Regions from separate parts of the Homo sapiens genome. Here region 1 is linked to region 2. A link is an interaction called in ENCODE POLR2A ChIA-PET data of the cell type or tissue named here. Cell type or tissue: Panc1. All regions are shown on one strand. Each heading gives the region's core, and the rest is flanking DNA. Links, peaks and the distances in the headings are about the cores only. Region 1 overlaps NDUFB5 (NADH:ubiquinone oxidoreductase subunit B5). Region 2 has its middle 33 kb from the start of ACTL6A.

Region 1 (8,990 bases), core at 1-8,000, 99 kb after region 2:
CTCAGCCTCCCAAGTAGCTGGGATTACAGGCACCCACCACCACACCCGGCTAATTTTTGTATTTTTCAGTAAAGACTGTTTCGCTGTGTTGGCCAGGCTGGTCTTGAACTTCTGACCTCAGGTGATTGGCCTGTCTCCACTTCCCAAAGTGCTGATTACAGGCCTGAGCCACTGCACCCAACATTATTTTCAAAATGACAAGAGGTAGTATTTAGTACCTGAGGCTCAGATGTTAAACACAAACTCAGTATTTACAAAAATAAACATTTAAAACATTTACACTTCAACTTCCAAAATGGCTTTTTACCATAAACATTCAGGATTTTCAAACCTGTAACAGCTTATCAATGCATCTCATCTTAGAAGTATGTTTTACATTCTTCATAAAAATAAAAATGAACCCAGGCTTCCTAAGATTCAGGCCAGTGGGTCTCCACTTAAGGCCAAATGGAGAAATAATTTTTTGCTGCCTAAACACACAAGTGAATTGAAAAGCCACAGGCCATTCATTCAACAAATAACTTTATTATTTTTATTGATAATGTACTTGTAATGTGCTATTTTGATACATGTATGCAAAGTATAATGGTCAAATCAGGGTATTTGAATATACATATATTTCAAAATATAGTTATATATTTCAAAATAAGATATAGCAAGTTAGAAGTATATATAAGTATATTATTATATGTTATTGTTAACTATAATTTACCTACTGTACTATCAAATACTAGAACTTATTCCTTGTATCTAAATGTATTCTTGTAACCATTAACTAACTTTTCTGAATTTCCTACTCTCCCCTTCCCTTCCCAGCCTTGTAACCACCTTTCTACTCTGCCTCCATGAGACCCATTTTTTAATCTCCCACATATGAGTGAGAACATTCAATATTTGTCTTTCTAGGCTTGGCTTATTTCACTTACATTAATGACCTCCAGTTCCATCCATGTTGCTACAAATGACAGAATCCCATTCTTTTTCATAATATTGTCCATACATACCACATTTTCTATATCCATTTATCTGTTGATGGACACAGGTTGCAAAGGGATTGCTGGATTGTATGATAATTCTATGTGTAGTTTCTTGAGGAACCTTCATGGTGTTCTTCATAGTGGTTGTACTACTGTACATTCCTACCAATGGTGGATGAGCGTTCCCCTTTCTCCACATCCTCACAAGCATTTGTTATTTTTTCTTTTTTTTCAAATGAACATTTTAACTGGGGTGAGATATCTTAATGTGGTATTGGTTTACATTTCCCTAATTATGGTTGAGCATTTTTTCACATATCTAATGGCCATTCATATGTCTTCCTTTGAGAAATGTCTATACAGATCTCTGGCCCTTTTTTTAAATTTTTTTTTTTTTTGAATTGGGGTCACCCAGTCTGGAGGTGATCTGGGCTTCCACATCCTGGGCTCAAGTGATCATTCCACCTCAGGATGACCCAAATAGCTAGGACCAAAGGCGAGTGCCACCATGCTCAGCTAATTTTTTTGTATTTTTTGTAGCGACTGGGTTTCACCATGTTGCCCAGGCTGGTCTTGAACTCCTGTGCTCAAGTGATCCGCTCACCTTGGCCTCTCAAAGTGCAGGTACTTTAGGCGTGCCTGGCCTTTTTGTCCATTTTATTTTTTTGAGATGGAGTCTTGCTGTGTCACCCAGGCTGGAGTGCAGTGGTGCGATCTCGACTCAGTGCAACCTCCGCCTCCCAGGTTCAAGCAATTCTCCTGCCTCAGCCTCCTGAGTAGCTGGGATTACAGGTGTGCACCACCACACCCAGCTAATTTTTTTGTATTTTTAGTAGAGAGGGGGTGTCACCATGTTGGCCAGGGTGATCTTGAACTTCTGACCTTGTGATCCACCCACCTTGGTCTCCCAAAGTGCTGGGATTACAGGTGTGAGCCACTGCGCCCAGCCTGTCCATTTTTTAATCAGGTTATGGGTTTTTTGCTATTGAATTGTTTGAGTTCCTTATATATTCTGGTTATGAATCCCTTGTTAGATGGTGTGTTAGGCCATTCTTGTGTTGCTATAAAGAAAATCCTGAGTCTGGGTAATTTATAAAGAAAAAAGGTGTAAATGGCTCATAGTTCTGCAGACTGTACAGGAAGCATGGCACCAGCATTGCTTGGCTTCTGGGGAGGCCTCAAGGAACTTTCACTCATAGCAGAAAGCAAAGCAGGAGCAGGCACATCACATGGCAAGAGAGCAAGAGAGAGAGGTGGAGGAGATGCCACACACTGTTTTAAACAACCAGATCTCTCAGGAACTCATTGTTGTTAGAAAAGGAATTAAAAGAAATCAAAGAGTGTGTAAGCAGAAACTCAGTTGTACGTAAGAAAACCCAATTCCCCCTGAGAAAGAGAAAGAGCTGGAGTCCTTTAAAAATTCACTGCCTGTTTTTCTGGTGGCTAGTGAGTGTTAGCTCTCCTCCCTTCCCAGGCATTGTGAAGACCCTGTTTCCCTAGCTGTGCAGCTGCAAGGTCACTAGACAGATAAACTCAAGTCGCAAAACATGTTTTTCCTTGAAAAGTAAGAAATGATGTAATGCATGTCTTGACTGAATAACTGTCTTTGTTTCTTGCTTCTGTAATATGCTTCCCCCTGCACAGATCTCCCCCTGCCCCACGAAATGCTTAAAAGCTAACTTAACTCTTTGTTCAGGGCTCAGTCCTTTGGATGTTAATCTGACTGGGCCGGAGCACCTAAATAATAAATATTCTCCTGAACCCCATCGGTCTCTCTGATTCCTTAAAAATCCTGCAACATTGTGAGGACAGCATCAACAGGATGATGCTAAACGATTCGTGAGAAATTTGCCATTATGATCCAATCACCTCCCACCAGGCCCCACGTCCAACACTGGGAATCACATTTCAACATGAGAGTTGGGGGGACGAATATCCAAACTCTGTCATATGGATAGTTTGCAGATATTTTCTCCTACTCTGTAGGTTGTCTCTTCACTTTTTTAATTGCTTCCTTTGCTCTACAGAAGCTTTTGTAGCTCAACATAATCCCATCTGTCTTTCTATGTTTTTGTTGCCTGTGCTTTTGAGATCTTACCCAAAAAAATCTTTGCCCAGACCGATGTCCTCTATCATTTCCCCAATGTTTTCTTTTAATAGTTTTATAGTTTCAGGTCTTACATTTAATCTTTAATCCATTTCGAGTTGATTTTTATATATAGTGAAAGATGGGGATCTAGTTTCATTCTTCTGCATATGGATATCCGGTTTTCCCAGCACAATTTGTTGAAGACACTGGCAGCTATGTGGGATCTTTTGTAGTTCCATATACATCTTAGAATTTTTTTTTCTATTTTTGTGAAGAATGTCACTGGTATTGTGATAAGGATTGTATTGAATCTGTAGATTCCTTTGGGTAGTACAGACATTTTAACAATGTTGATTATTCCAATCCACGAGTATGGGATATCTACCTTTCCATTTTTTGGTGCCCTCTTCAATTTCTTTAATTAGTGTTGTATAGTGTTCCTTGTAGAGATCTTTCACTTCTTTGGATAAATTCATTCCTAGGTTTATGTTGTTGTTAGTTTGTTTTGTTTTTAGATTTCCCTATGCAATCTAATTACCACCTCATAATTCTGCCAAAGGATTTGGGAGAAGGGCATATTTTCTCTAAAGCCCCTGCTTATGCAAACCAGTTTGTAGAAGAGGGATAAAGAGAATTGAAGCAGATAGCTCTCGTACATGGTGATAGTAAATGATCCTAGATTTATATGCTTTGATATATTCACCTTAAAAAAATAACCTACAGGATGTTTTTTGACAGTTGTAGTTTTTACTTTATTTTCTCCTTTCTACTATTATAAATGTAAGAAAAGCTTAGAATAAAAAATATGGAAAATATACAATAAATACTGATAATCCTAACGTTCATAAAGACATTTCAGAAGTTTCCTCTAGGCTTTATTTAACACAGCTGGGATCACGTATAAAAAATGGGATCAGCTTTTGTGGTGGAGTGCGTGGCTCACGCCTGTAATCCCAGTACTTTGGGAGGATGAGGCAGGAGGATTGCTTGAGGTCAGGAGTTCAATGCCAGCCTGGCCAACATGGTGAAACCCTGTCTCTACTAAAAATACAAAAAATTAGCCGAACCTAGTAGCATACACCTGTAATTCCAGCTACTCAGGAGGCTGAGGCAAAAGAATCGCTTCAACTTGGGAGGCAGAAGTTGCAGTAAGCCAAGATCATGCCACTGAACTGCAGCCTGAGTGACAGAGCGAGACTGTCTCAAAAAAAAAAAAAAAAAAAAAGTAAAATAAAATGGGATTGACCTTTTTTTTCTTTTTTAAGTTGTAAAGTGTTTCTTGGGAAAAAAAAGTGTCAATTAAAGCTAATATATGTGTTTATATTGATTCTTATGCTAACTTTTTAAAAGTTCAAATAGTTAAACGTGTTCAATATTGGTCAAGGGAAAGAAAAAGGCACTTGGAGTAAGCACTTGGAGTAAGCTATGGGGTCCCAAGGTAGCCCAAGGGTTACTGGAATGACTGTGAGCTGTAACCCGAGGATGCGTGGAGGGAGGGGAAGAATACCATATTCCAAGTAGAGAAAATAAGAGGCAAGAGAAAATTGAAATGAAAACCGTTTGGAGAAGCCTGAAATATAGGGCATAAGTGAGTGAGGTGAGAGTGCGGATGAGATTATTTGCACTATTTCAGCTCTCGGTGAAGATTTGGATCTCATCCTAAGGACCATGAGATGTCATTGAAGTGTTTTAAATGGGGAAATGACATGATTGGATTTGTTTTTTAAAGATCACGCTGGCTACATGGCGGAGAACAAATTAAAGATAGTGAGTGTAAATTATTCATTCTCAATGGAATCAATATTATCCTTAAAGGGGACAAAAATTGGTTCTTGGGGGATAAAAAGATCTTACTTTTTTATGTACAAAGCATAGCTATACATACATGAGCAGATATATAGTACATTTGTGGTATTAAAATTTTATGGTAGGGGAAGGAACAATTTGGGGAAAAAAATCTAACATGCTCCATAGGGGGTGATAGTGGAAAAAATGATTGAGAAAAACTGACATAAATGCAGGGAAAACCAGTTGGAAAGTTGTTCTGATCATCCAAGTGAGAGATGGTGATCACAAGGTGAGGCCAGTAGCAATGGGGATGGATGAAAACAAATGTAAGAAATTGAATGATATTGAGGTGATAGAATTAACAAGACTTGGTGAATCAACTGAGTGTTTTGGGAAATGGAAATAAGGAGTGAAGCATAAATCCTATTTCTGGATTAACCAATGGGGTATTGCTGCTGTTTGCTGAAATGGGGAGGATCGATAGGAGAAACAGTTTTGATACAGAAGACGAGTTCAGTTTTGGACTTGATTTTGAGGTGCTCCAGATCCCTGCAGACCTTCTCTCCCATATAGTGTAGGGAGATAAAAGGACCTAGGACAGAGTCCTGGGAGACAGTAATATTCATGGCAAAAGAAAATGAGAAGGTGGTGTCACAGAAGCTAAGAGAAGAAAGTGTTTTGAGAGGGAAAAGTAAGGACTAAAAGATTAAAAGAGTTGATTTAGCAACCCGGGGGCCATTCGTGACCTCAATGGAAACAGATGCTATGGTTGAGTGGAACAGAAGCCAGTTTAGGCCGAGGAAGACGGGGAGTGATGGAAGGGAGGCAACTTCAAGACATTTGGCAGTGCAGAGGAGAAAAGAGGTAGGTAAATTTAACAGCACATGGAGGAGCTAGTCAATGGACAATTTGTGGGGAGAGGCTTCCATATATTAAATGCTGAGCAGAAAGGGTAGTAGAGAGGGAGAGGTTGAAGATAGAGATTAAAAAAAGGAGTACTTGATGGGCTGAGATATCTGGGAAGGCAGGAGGAAAGGAGATCCTAGGGAGGTGAAGGGAAAGATTAGGCAGTAGGTTTGGTGGTAGGAGGCTGGCATAGTTCTTACCTGATAATTTCTCTTTTTTGCTGGTGCAAGAGGAAAGGTCATCTGCTGAGAGGGTAAGGGGAAGTGGGATTTTGAGAAAACTGAGAAAAGAAAGTAGTTGCAGAGAATAGGAGAGTGAGATAACATGGGGAAAGTGGTCTTTTGACTAAGCATCATCGAGAGCCCATTTGAGATTGGCAACCATTTATTCATTGTGGCACTACCTGTGAAGTTGGTGGCCTCTTTTGGCAGCACTTAGTAGCCTGAGTGCATGTGCAGGGAAGGTAGATGTTGGAGGATGAAGGTTGCTTGGACAGGAGCAATGGAAGGACCATGGGGAAAGGAAACCTATGGCATTAAGGAGAGTGTCTGACACAATGAACCAGGAAATAATCTTCTTAGGGGAGGAAGTGAAGTGGGGAAGTGTGACGTTTAGATTGAAGAACTGGTGTATTATGCAAAATTGAGCATGGAAGCTGGAAGGATTTGAAGTTGTCTTCAAAGAGCGGACTCTCATTCCATTCTGCTTCTAATTAGCTCTTTATATCCTTGCTCATCTGGTATAGATCCCTGTTACTCAACTAAATTATATTGGTATCCTTCCTTCCAGTTTCCCCTTACTGCAAACCTTTCACCATACTTACCCAAAGTGATCTTTCTAATTTTTAAATCTAATCACACCCTCTGATCTTTAATAGCCTTCAGGTAGTGGCCTGAAACACTGTCTAATCTTTTTTTCTTTCTTTCTTTTTTTTTTTTTTTTTTGAGATGGGAGTCTCATTCTGTCACCCAGGCTGGAGTGCCGTGGCGTGATCTCGGCTCACCGTAACCTCTGCCTTCTGGGTTCAAGTGATTCTCCTGCCTCAGCCTCCTGAGTAGCTGGGACTACAGGTGCCCACCACCGTGCCTGGCTAATTTTTGTATTTTTAGTAGAAATGGGGTTTTGTCATGTTGGCCAGGCTGGTCTTGAACTCCTGACCTCCGGTGATCCACCTGCCTCAGCCTCCCAAAGCACGGGATTACAGGTGTGAGCCACCACGCCCAGCTGAACACTGTCTAATCTTACCCCCTACAAGTTCTCACATCACTCTGGCCCATAAACTTACTAAGCAACTTGCTCTTCCCAGAATAAGCCACATTGTCACATCTGCCATTTGAATGACTGATCATATTCTCATTCTTCAAGTCTTAGCTCAGAAGCTACCTCCTTTATGAAGTCAAAGGTGAACGCGTGCCATCCTGAATTCTTCCATAGGATGGCATTTTAAAAAATTGTTATGACATTTTCTATTGTATTAGGCTGTATACAAATCATCAGGTCTTACTGACCTGACAGCTCCTTTAGAAAAGGTGCCATGCTTATTCATCTTATTATCCCCAGCTCGTTTCGTACCCTCTGGAACACAGTAGACACTGAGTAAAGATCTGTTGAGTGGATGATATATGGGATTAACATGGTTTGGGGTTATCTTTATTCTTTTTTATTTTTATTTTTTAGACAGAGTCTCTGTCACCCAGACCAGAGTGCAGTGGCATGATCTTGGCTTACTGCAACCTCCACATCCCAGGTTCAAGTGATCTTCGTGCCTCAGCCTCTGGAGTAGCTGGGATTGCAAGCGTGTACCACCAGGCCCATTTAATTTTTGTATTTTTAGTAGAGATGGGGTTTCGCCATGTTGTCCAGACCGGTTTCCAACTCCTGACCTCAGGTGATCCGCCCACCTCCCAAAGTGCTGGGATTACAGGCGTGAGCCACTGCGCCCAGCCAGGTTTTGGGTTATCTTTAAATAATCTTTTTTCTTTTCTGCAATTCTACAGGAGCCCGGCATTATAAAAAGACATGGTGTAAGTTGAACAGACTTCAGACTAAATCCAATCACAAAGAAACATTGAACAAACAAACAAAAAATAAACACTTTATTTTGAAAACAGTGAGTGGACTGTGTTCATTAAAAATGTGAATATAGGCTGGGCGTGGGCTCACACCTATAATCCCAGCACTTTGGAGACCGAGGCGGACAGATCACCTGAGTTAGGGAGTTCGAGACCAGCCTGACCAACATGGAGAAACCCCGTCTCTACTAAAAATACAAAATTAGCCAGGCGTGGTGGCACATGACTGTAATTCCAGCTAGTCGGGAGGCTGAGGCAGGAGAATCGCTTGAACCCAGGAAGCGGAGGTTGCAGTGAGCTGAGATTGTGCAATTGCACTCCAGCCTGGGCAAGAAAAGCAAAACTCCATGTCAAAAAAAAAAAAAAAAAAGAATATAATCCAGGTGTGGTGGCTCATGCCTGTAATCCCAGGACAGCAGTTTGGAGGCAAAGGTGGAAGGATTGCTTGAGGCCAGGAGTTCAAGACAAGCTTAGGTAACATAGTGAGCAAGACCCCATCCCTACAAAAAGAATTTTAAAAACTATCACCTGTGGTCCTAGTGAAGCGTTGTTGTTCATCTGGGATAATGTCTGAGGTTGCCTCACACCAAGGAAATCAAGGATGCAGACACACAAGGAATGAGGTTAAGAGTGGAGGTTTAATAGGTGAAAGAAAGAGAAAAGCGCTCTCCTGCAGAGAGAGGGGCTCCCAAGAGCACATCTTCTGGGTCTGTGTTGAAATGCACAGGGTTTTATAGACTAGCTTGAGGAGGTGGTGTCTGATTTACATAGGGCCCAAAAGATTGCTCAGATCAGGTGTGCCATTTACATAGCGCAAAGAAGCTGGCCACCCCACCATAACCTTTTATTATGCATATGGATTCTCCACCTGGCTGGTGCCATGCTGACTGTTCCTTTACTGTACATGTGGTGACAAAGCAAAGGGAAGACGGAGCCTCCATGTGGAACATCCTGACTTCCAGGTAGCCCTTTTCTATTGGCACAGCTACCGGCATTCACCCGTGTAAACTTCCAGCTTGCTTCCAGCTTGCTTATCCATGTGTGCAGCTCAATTTTACAGGCTGTTCTTTGTTAGAAAAGAAATGATTTGGGGGCTGCTTTTTGTTAAAAGGAAAGCCGTGCTGAGAACTCGCTTACCTTCACTATCTGCCTAAATAA
Region 2 (9,029 bases), core at 548-8,547:
CATTAGGAGCAGAGACTAGGGAGGGACCAATGTGTAAAAGAATGCCTGGACGTCGAGCACCTCAGACCCATTCGCCCATTTTTTGACAAAATTCATCCAGGTCTTGTAAAATGGAGAAATCAAAAGTGCTATTTTCTGGCAATTTAGAACCATTATCGAGTTTGTATTGGGGCCCAAGCGGTGTTGCAGAAGAAAATAAGATGCTTAGGTTTTAGGTCAGGTGAGAGTTGAAGAGGTTTTAAGTTTCTGAGAACACAGGCTAAGGGAGAAGAAGGGGGAATGGAGGGTGGAAGGTTGCCCATAGTGAAGGAGGCAAGCCCAGAGAAAAGAGAGGGTAGAGACACGGAGAAGGGGGTGGTGAGCAGCCCTGGGCTGCAGTGTGGGTGAGCAGCCAAAGCAGGCAACCCCGCAATTGACTTGCCACCAAGGGAATGTGGGTGAATGACCAAGGAGGTGTCCCCGTGGTGATCAGACACCAGTGAAATGTGGGTGAATAATCAGGCAGGCGTCCCCGCAGGGATTAAACACCAAGGGAAGACTGTCTTCCCGAGTCCATGACCAGCGCCGGAGTTTTGGGTCCACGGATAAAATGTGTCTCCTTTGTCTCTACTAGAGAGGAAAAAGAACTGGAATTGGAAGGACAGGGAGATTGAAGGGTAGCGAGAGAGGCTGGAGAAGAGAGTGAAAAGACCACTTACCTGATTTGAAATTGGTGAGATGTTCCTTGGGTTGTTTGGTCTGACGACCCCAGTTCACAGGTGGATCTCCTCATGGAGTGAGGGTGAGGACAGGGGACCGGTCTCCCGAAGGAGTCCTCCTGTCCTGGGTTTCGGCACCAAATGTCACACGCGTCTGTGTGAAGAGACCACCAACAGGCTTTGTGTGAGCAACAAGGCTGTTTATTTCACCTGGGTGCAGGCAGGCTGAGTCCGAAAAGAGAGTCAGCAAAGGGAGATAGGGTGGGGCCGTTTTATAAGATTTGGGTAGGTAAAGGAAAATTACAGTCAAAAGGGGGTTGTTCTCTGGCGGGCAGGGGCGGGGGTCACAAGGTGCTCAGTGGAGGAGTAGCTGAGCCAGGAGAAGGAATTTCACAAGGTAATGTCATCAGTTAAGTCAGGAACCAGCCATTTCCACTTCTTTTGTGATTCTTCACTTGCTTCAGGCCATCTGGATATATATGTGCAGGTCACAGGGGATATGATGGCTTAGCTTGAGCTCAGAGGCCTGACAGACACCAGGCACAAGAATGTAAAATCATTTGCCCCAGATTGTATAGCTAGAAAATGCAGAACTGGGATTGTTGCCTTTCTCTACCCCACTGTCACTGAAGATAAAACATACTGCACTTCAATTTGCAGAGATATGATCAAATATCCCTCAGAAGATTCTGATGTCTAAATGAAAATAGGAGTTTCTGGGCCAATAAAGCTGAGGGCCACACTTTGGACCCTGGAAGGCCACCCTGAGTGGTCTGCTTACCTCTCTCCTGTATGTCTCTATTTTATTCTCTCTCTAACTCAACACTGTCTTTGTTATCTTTATTGCATAATATCTGAACCGTGCTTCCATGCCAAGGCTCTGTCAAGTTATAATCTAGATTGAGTTTTCTTAGTCTGGTTGTATAAACTCTGGAAAGCAGAACAAAATTTTCCTCTCTCTTTTTCTCATCAGCTAGCTCCTTAGATGAAAAATAAATTTCAGTATTACACACCTAGGAGATCCTCAATAAACAGTTCTGAGCTATAGGAAAATTCTTTTTGGCACCATTCCCAAAATTAACAGCAACAAAAATTAATTTTATATATGAACGGTACAAATGGACATTGTAGAATGCATTAGGAGGCTTAAGAGAGCAGAGAGAACATTCTGTGAACTGCTCCCCAACCCCAGGATAAGACTGTGCATTGTTCTGGGAAAAGGGTCTTTAGCAATTAAATAGTTAAACCTCCAGTGAAAGCAGGCCACAGCTGGAGAGAGTGTTTATAGTGCAAGGCAGGAAGTATGGAGTCAATGACTTCTGCTGGCAGGAAGGGGTGGAGGGGAAGGGGGAGGGAAAGAAAAGCAGGATGCCGGGAAGGAGGATTCTTAGTTGTTCTCAGCCTGGAAGACGTTCTCTCTCAATTTGAAGCCAGATATTGGCCAGAAAACTCCCATTGCTACAGAAAGGATGAAAAAGGTGCTGAGTGCAGACAGAGTGAAGCCAAAGTTGGGAGATGCAGGCGTTGTGCCCAGAATACAGTTGGAACTTCCAGCATTTGAATGGAGCAACACAAAAGTAGGAATTGAGATGCTTAGACATCCAGAAATACAGTTGAGAAAGCTTTCTTAAATAATAATGATATTTATTTAGCAATTTTACATGCCAAGAGCTGCACTAAATGTTTTATATTCATTATCCCATTTAATTTTCAAGAATCCAATGAGAAAACTCTCTGTTTTAGAAACTATTCCTCACTTTACAAATGAGCAAACTTGAGGCTTTACAAAGTTAAATAGGTTTCCCAAAGTATAAATTCAAATAGTTTGCTCCTATCAAAATACAAATTTCAAAAAGTTAAAACATGATTTTCATACAAATATATAGTCTAAGACTTACCTACTTCATTTGTGACAAAACCAGCTGGTTTAAAGAGGAGGATAGAAGATTGCTGATAAGTGCGTGTGTGTATGTATGTGTGTGTGTGTGTGTGTGTGTGTGTGTGTGTGTGTACATGTCACCAGTAGAAGAAAAGAATGCTAGATAAAATTGCAGAGTTATATAGAGAACAGAGAACTGACTAATGTCCCACAGAGCAATAAAATCGAAATCTTGGCCAGGCGCAGTGGCTCACACCCGTAATCCCAGCACTTTGGGAGGCTGAGGCAGGTGGATCATGAGGTCAGGCGATCGAGACCATCCTGGCTAACATGGTGAAACCCCGTCTCTACTAAAAATACAAAAAATTAGCCAGGCATGGTGACACGCACCTGTAGTCCCAGCTACTCAGGAGGCTGAGGCAGGAGAATGGCGTGAACCCAGGAGGCGGAGCTTGTGGTGAGCCGAGATCGTGCCACTGCACTCCAGCCTGGGCAACAGAGTGAGACTCCATCTCAAAAAAACAAAAAACAAAAAAACAAACAAAAACCTTTAAGATTCTTTTTTATTGGACATAAAGCATTTGACTCTCTATATGACAAAAAACCAATTGTGACTGATTAATTTTCTAAATGTCCACATCTAATTTTAAAGACAATCAACCCTAATCAATAAAGCATAGTAGATCAAACAAAATGACATCCCTAGGTGATGAGTGGTTTCAGGTGGACTTAGACAATGTTTGCTATGGCCTGAATGTCATCCCCTCAAAATTCTTGTTTTGAAATCACCAATGTGATGGTTATTAGGAGATAAAGTCTTTGGGAGGTGATTAGGTCACCAGGGGAAAGCCATCATGAATGGGATTAGTACGTTTATAAAAGAGGGTCCCAGGGAGCTGCTTTTCCCCTTCCACCCTGTAAGGATACTCTGAGCAGGTGTCTTCTAGATACTGAATCTGCCAGTGCCTTGATCTTGGACTTTCCAGCCTATAGAACTGTGAGAAATACATTTTTGTTGTTTATAAGTTACTCAGTCTAAGGTATTTTGTGATGGCAGGCATTAAGGACTGAGACAATGTTGTGTACAGCACTATCGAATGAAGCTTTCTGTGATGATGGAAATGTTCTATTGCACTGTCCAGTGATGTAGCCACAGGAACATGTAGCTGTTGAGCATTTGAAATGTGACTAGTATGCTGAGGAGTTGAATGTGAATTAATTTAAACTGAAGTAGTCACATGTGACTAGTGACTCCTTTGTTGAATGATGCACTGTATGACTTTGAAAGAGCACAGTCTGCAGAATAGCCAGGTGATTCATACCCACAGTAAATGTTGGGAAGAACTGTTGTACATGATACTGACAAAGGTAGCTGTAGACCACATTTTGAGAAATACTGCTCCACTCCCTGCTCTTACAGAATCCACTTTCAAAAAACGCAAACGTGGTATTATCAATCCCACTTAACGGGACAGAAGGTCAACTGCTGAAAGGCAATATAATTAGTCAGTGGTCATGCAGTTTGGTTATAAAACAAACTGAAAGCAGCTTGTCTAGATCCAGTTGATTGTAGCCCAGAATTGCCAGATCTTGCAACTTTTCAGAAAACTCCACAAATCTGAATTTTTATATAAGATATTCTCGGATTTTCAAAATCCTATGTAGACCAAACAAAATGAGTTTTGAATCCTGATATAGTCCGTAGGCTACCAGTTTCCAACCCCGGTACAAAGATTACCCTGCTGCTAGGCCAGACGCGGTGGCTCACACCTATAATCCCAGCACTTTGGGAGGCCGAGGCGGGCAAATCACCTGAGGTCAGGAGCTTGAGACCAGCCTGACCAACATGGAGAAACCCCATCTCTACTAAAAATACAAAATTAGCCGGGCATGGTGGCACGTGCCTGTAATCCCAGCTACTTGGGAGGCTGAGGCAGGAGAATCGCTTGAACCCGGGAGGCAGAAGTTGCAGTGAGCCGAGATTGCACCATTGCACTCTAGCCTGGGTGATGAGAGCAAAACTCTGTCTCAAAAAAAAAAAAAAAAAAAAAGATTACCCTGTTGTCTCTACAAGGAACTGAGGACAGGGGTTTGGCCTTTCCAGATCTTTCCAGGCAGAATCAAAGGCTTCTCGCAGCACTTGTTAGTATGGCCCGTTCAATGTTCAATGCTGTGAGAAGAAAATTTCTGTTATTTATAAATCACCCAATCTAAGGTATTTTATTACAGCAGCCCAAATGGACTGCTTGTCACATATCCCTAAAAAGTTATTTACATGCCGTCTTTCCAACTAGATTGCAAGTCCCTGGAGAAGAGGCACATACTCAGCTACCTATTGTCAGCATAACACCTGAAAAACAGAAAGCATTTAATATATCTTAGTTAAATGAGTGCGCATGAAAATTAGAAGCTTAAACCAGGCATAGCGGCTACACCTGTAATTCCAGCTCCTTGGGAGCCTGAGGCAGGAGGATTCCTTGAGCCCAGGAGTTCAGACCAGCTTGAGCAACACAGTGAGATTTCCCCCCAAAATAAATTAATCAATTGAAAGTTTTTTAAAAAAATCAGAAACTGGCCGGCCTCAGTGGCTCCCACCTTTAATTCCAGCACTTTGGGAAGCCAACAGGGGAGGATTGCTTGAGGCCAGAAGTTAAAGACCAGCCTGGGCAACATAGCAAGATCTTGTTTCTACTAAAAGTAAAAAAACAAATTAGCTGGGCATGGTGGTGCACGCCTGTAGTCCCAAATACTTGGAAGGCAGAAGCAAGAGGATTTCTTGAGCCCAGAAGTTTGAGGTTGCAGTGAGCTGTGATACACCACTGCACTCCAACCTTGTCTCTTAAAAGAAAAAAAAAATCAGAAGCTTAAATAGGATGGCGATGGGCCAAATGAATTTATTTCCTTGTTGTTGTGTTGTTGTTTTTAAACAACAAGATAGCAGATCCCATTTCTAAAATAAATAAATAAATAAACAGAAAAGTACAGAGTCTTGCTATGTTGCCCAGGCTGGCCTCCAACTCCTGTTCTCAAGCAATCCTCCCACCTCGGCCTCCCAAGTAACTGGGACTGTAAGCACCACATTACTCAACCTGGCTTGAGTGTAGGTTTAAAAACTGTGATGGGGTTCCTCCTTGATCCATAATGGTTTATTTATTGCTGCCACAAATAAAAACATACATGTTAAATGTGTACAGTTATAAAACTTACCCTTATTTATTTATTTATCTATCTTTAAGACAGAGTCTTACTCTGTTGCCCAGGCTGGAGTGCAGTGACGCAATCATGGCTCACTGAAGCTTTGAACCCCCTGGACTCAGGTGATCCTCCCACCACAGTAGCTGGGACTACAGGTATGCACCACCAGGTCTGGCTAATTTTTTTATTTTTAATTTTTTTGTAGAGATGGGGGTCTCCCTATGTTGCCCAGATTAGTCTTGAACTCCTGGGCTCAAAAGATCCTCCTGCCTTAGCCTCCCAAAGTGTTAGGATTACAGGCACGGGCCACCACACCTAGCCAAACTTACCTTTTATTTATATAAAATATACAACTCATACAATGTAACATCTGTCCAGGTAGAAATATGTCAATTAACCATACCGATTGATAGGCCTAAGTATTATGTCTTAATTAATTTTTAAAAATCACATACTTTCCAAGGAACATGATATATTCCTATTTTGAACAGATCCAAATTTTTCCCATGCTGACTTTTGAGGTAAACTAGGTCTTTCTACTGACTTTACCAAAATTATTTTTAAAATATACCTAGCACCTTCTCACATTTTTTCCCTGGGGGCAGAGGGAAACTGTGGTGTAAAGAGAAGTCTACATAGTTTTTTTTTTTTTTAAACAAATCCAGTCATTAAAAGCGGAGCTGCAGAGACAAGAGTAGGGAGCTCTTTTCTGTACTGTGAAGTTTGGTTCTCTCTGAAGTAGAATTTCATCAAACTGAATGTGTTATGCATTTTAAATATATTTGAGGCTAAAAGGGAAAAATAAGTATGTTGTTCTTTCTTGTAGGCTTGCCTTTAGATGTGTCTGGTCACTACCTTGGAAACCCTTACAAATGGCAACTGACGTCAAGAAAAGAGAAAAAACACTGCTGAGGGCACACGGTGCATGCATTATAGATGATTCTGAGGACTGAGGCTTGTGCCAGCACTAAGTGGCTTTAAGATGAGCATAAGCAATCTTCCATTTCACAAACATTCTTCATAAACTGTTTAAGGACTTGGAGGTCTGAAAAAACTTCTTTGAGTTTTTAATTTAAGCAAGGTGACGATTCAGTTATTAGCTTAAGTGTTCTGTCCCACCATAACTGCCAAGGTCATTAAAATGTTTGGCACTAATATATCTCAAAAACAAGTGGAAGCTGCACCCTTGTTTTGAATATAGTTTATCCCAATATTTTATTATGAAAAAATTCAGACAGATAGCAAGTTGAAAGAATTTTACAGTGAACAACCAATATACTCATCACCCAGATTCTTCTATTTTCAATATACTCAACTGGCCTTATCATATGTCTGTCTGTCTACCATGCATCCATCCATCCATCCATCTATTCTTTTATCTATATCTTAATCCATCCACTTTTGATGCATTTCAAATAAATTGCAGACATGAGTTCACTTCCCCTGTAAATATTTCAGCATGCATATCACAACTAGAATTCAGTATTTGTTTATAGGTTTTCTTTTGTTATAACATCTACATATAACATCTACAATGAAATGTACAAATCTTAAGTGTACATTTGCTGTTTTGACAAATGGTTAGTCTCAGAGTGTAGTGGGCTAGTTTTTCTAGATTTATGGTCCTTTTTTTTCTCTAGGGTCTCCACACATATTATCTTTTTCTTTTTTGAAAGGGAGTTTACTTTCTAGAGGTGTTTTAGGTTCATAGCAAAACTGAACAGAAAGTACATAGAATTCCCATACGCCCCCTGCACCAACACCATGTACAGCCTCCCCCACTGTCAACATCCCACACCAGAGTGGTATATTTGTTACAACCACTGAACCTACATTGATATAGTCCATAGCTTACATTAGTGTTCAGTCTTGGTGTTTTACATGCTATGGGTTTGAACAAATATATAATGATATACATCCACCATGGTAGAATCCTACAGAAGTTTCATTGCCTTAAAATTCTCAGTGCTTTGCCATTCATCCCTCCTTCCCCTGGTAACCACTGATCTTTACTGTCTCAATAGTTTTACCTTTTCTAGAGATCATATAGTTGAAATCAAACCTTCCCCTGGGAACCACTGATCTTTTTATTGTCTCAATAGTTTTACCTTTTCCAGAGATCACATAGTTGAAATCGTAGTTGAATTTGCATTTAACAAGTTCGGAACACTCTTTTTTTAGAATCTAAGAAGTGACGTTTCCGAACCTATTGACCTTTTATAAGAAAATATGAATATCCAGCCCTAAAAACTAGAAACAAGCTATCTGTAAAAACGCTTTGTGATGTGTTGCTTTATATCACAGAATTGAACCTGTGATATAGGTTTTCAGATTGACTTCTTTCACTTAGCAATAGGCATTTAAAGCTTTTCCCATGTTTTTCATGGTTTGATAGCTCATTTCTTTGTAGCACTTTTTTGCATTTCTTTTTAGCATCCCCTTATCTGGACGTCCTACAGTTTATTTATTCAGCTACTGAAGGACATCTTGATTGCTTCCAATTTTTGGCAATTGTGAATAAAGCTGCTATAAACATTCATGTGCAGGTTTTTATGTGGACGTAAGGTTTCAACTCATTTGAGTAAATACCAAGGAACATGATTGCTGGATTATATGGTAACAGTAGGTTTAGTTTTGTAAGAAGTTGCCAAACGCTCTTCCAAAGTAGCTGTACCATTTTTCATTCCCGCCAACAATGAATGAGAGCTCCTGTTGTTCCACATCCTTGTCAGCCTTTGGAGATGTCAGTGTTTTGGATTTTGGCCATTCCAATAGCTGTGTGGTAGAATCTCATCATTGTTGTTTTAATTTGCATTTCTCTAATGACATATGATATTGAGCTCCTTTCCATATACTTACTTGCCTCTGTATATCTTCTTTGGTGAGGTATCTGTTCAGGTCTCTTGCCATTTTTTAATCAGGTTATTTGTTTTCTTATTATTGAGTTTTAAGAGTTCTTTGTATTTTAGTTAATAGTCCTTTATCACATATATCTATTGCAAATATTTTCTACCAGTCTGAAGCTTGTCTTCTCATCCTCTTGACAGTGTGTTTTAAAAAGTTATATTCATTTTCCATTAAACAATTAGTCTGTTCAACTGAGGGGAAAACTTGGTAGAAAAGAAGATTCCTGCCATCATGGAACCTACATTTTAATGGAAGAAACAACAATAAACAAATACATGAATAAACATATAATAGGTATTTACGTGGAGTTACTTGCTGGAAAGAAAATTAAAACAAGGTAAGGGGTTAAA

The links. ChIA-PET counts read pairs that join two places held together with the same protein. Peaks named below come from ENCODE experiments on the same cell type or tissue, not always from the same donor. Only the 100,000 strongest peaks of a DNase experiment are listed, where the experiment ranks them.
Region 1: POLR2A ChIA-PET joins it to region 2 with 11 read pairs; 3 of 35 experiments call an interaction of 5 or more read pairs at or near these places.

The regions. Positions count from the first base shown.
Region 1 is chr3:179,624,905-179,633,894 of GRCh38, forward strand. NDUFB5 (NADH:ubiquinone oxidoreductase subunit B5) reads left to right here. Exons shown (of 6, transcript NM_002492.4): 6 at 1-2,743. Among named protein-coding and RNA genes, the nearest start is that of USP13, 24 kb to the right of the region's middle. In Panc1, for the core only: no CTCF peak of the experiment used is centred there; no DNase peak of the experiment used is centred there.
Region 2 is chr3:179,525,119-179,534,147 of GRCh38, forward strand. It overlaps a transcript of GNB4 not described here. Among named protein-coding and RNA genes, the nearest start is that of ACTL6A, 33 kb to the right of the region's middle. RefSeq lists an enhancer at 1,705-2,255. In Panc1, for the core only: no CTCF peak of the experiment used is centred there; a DNase peak (open chromatin) is centred at 3,851.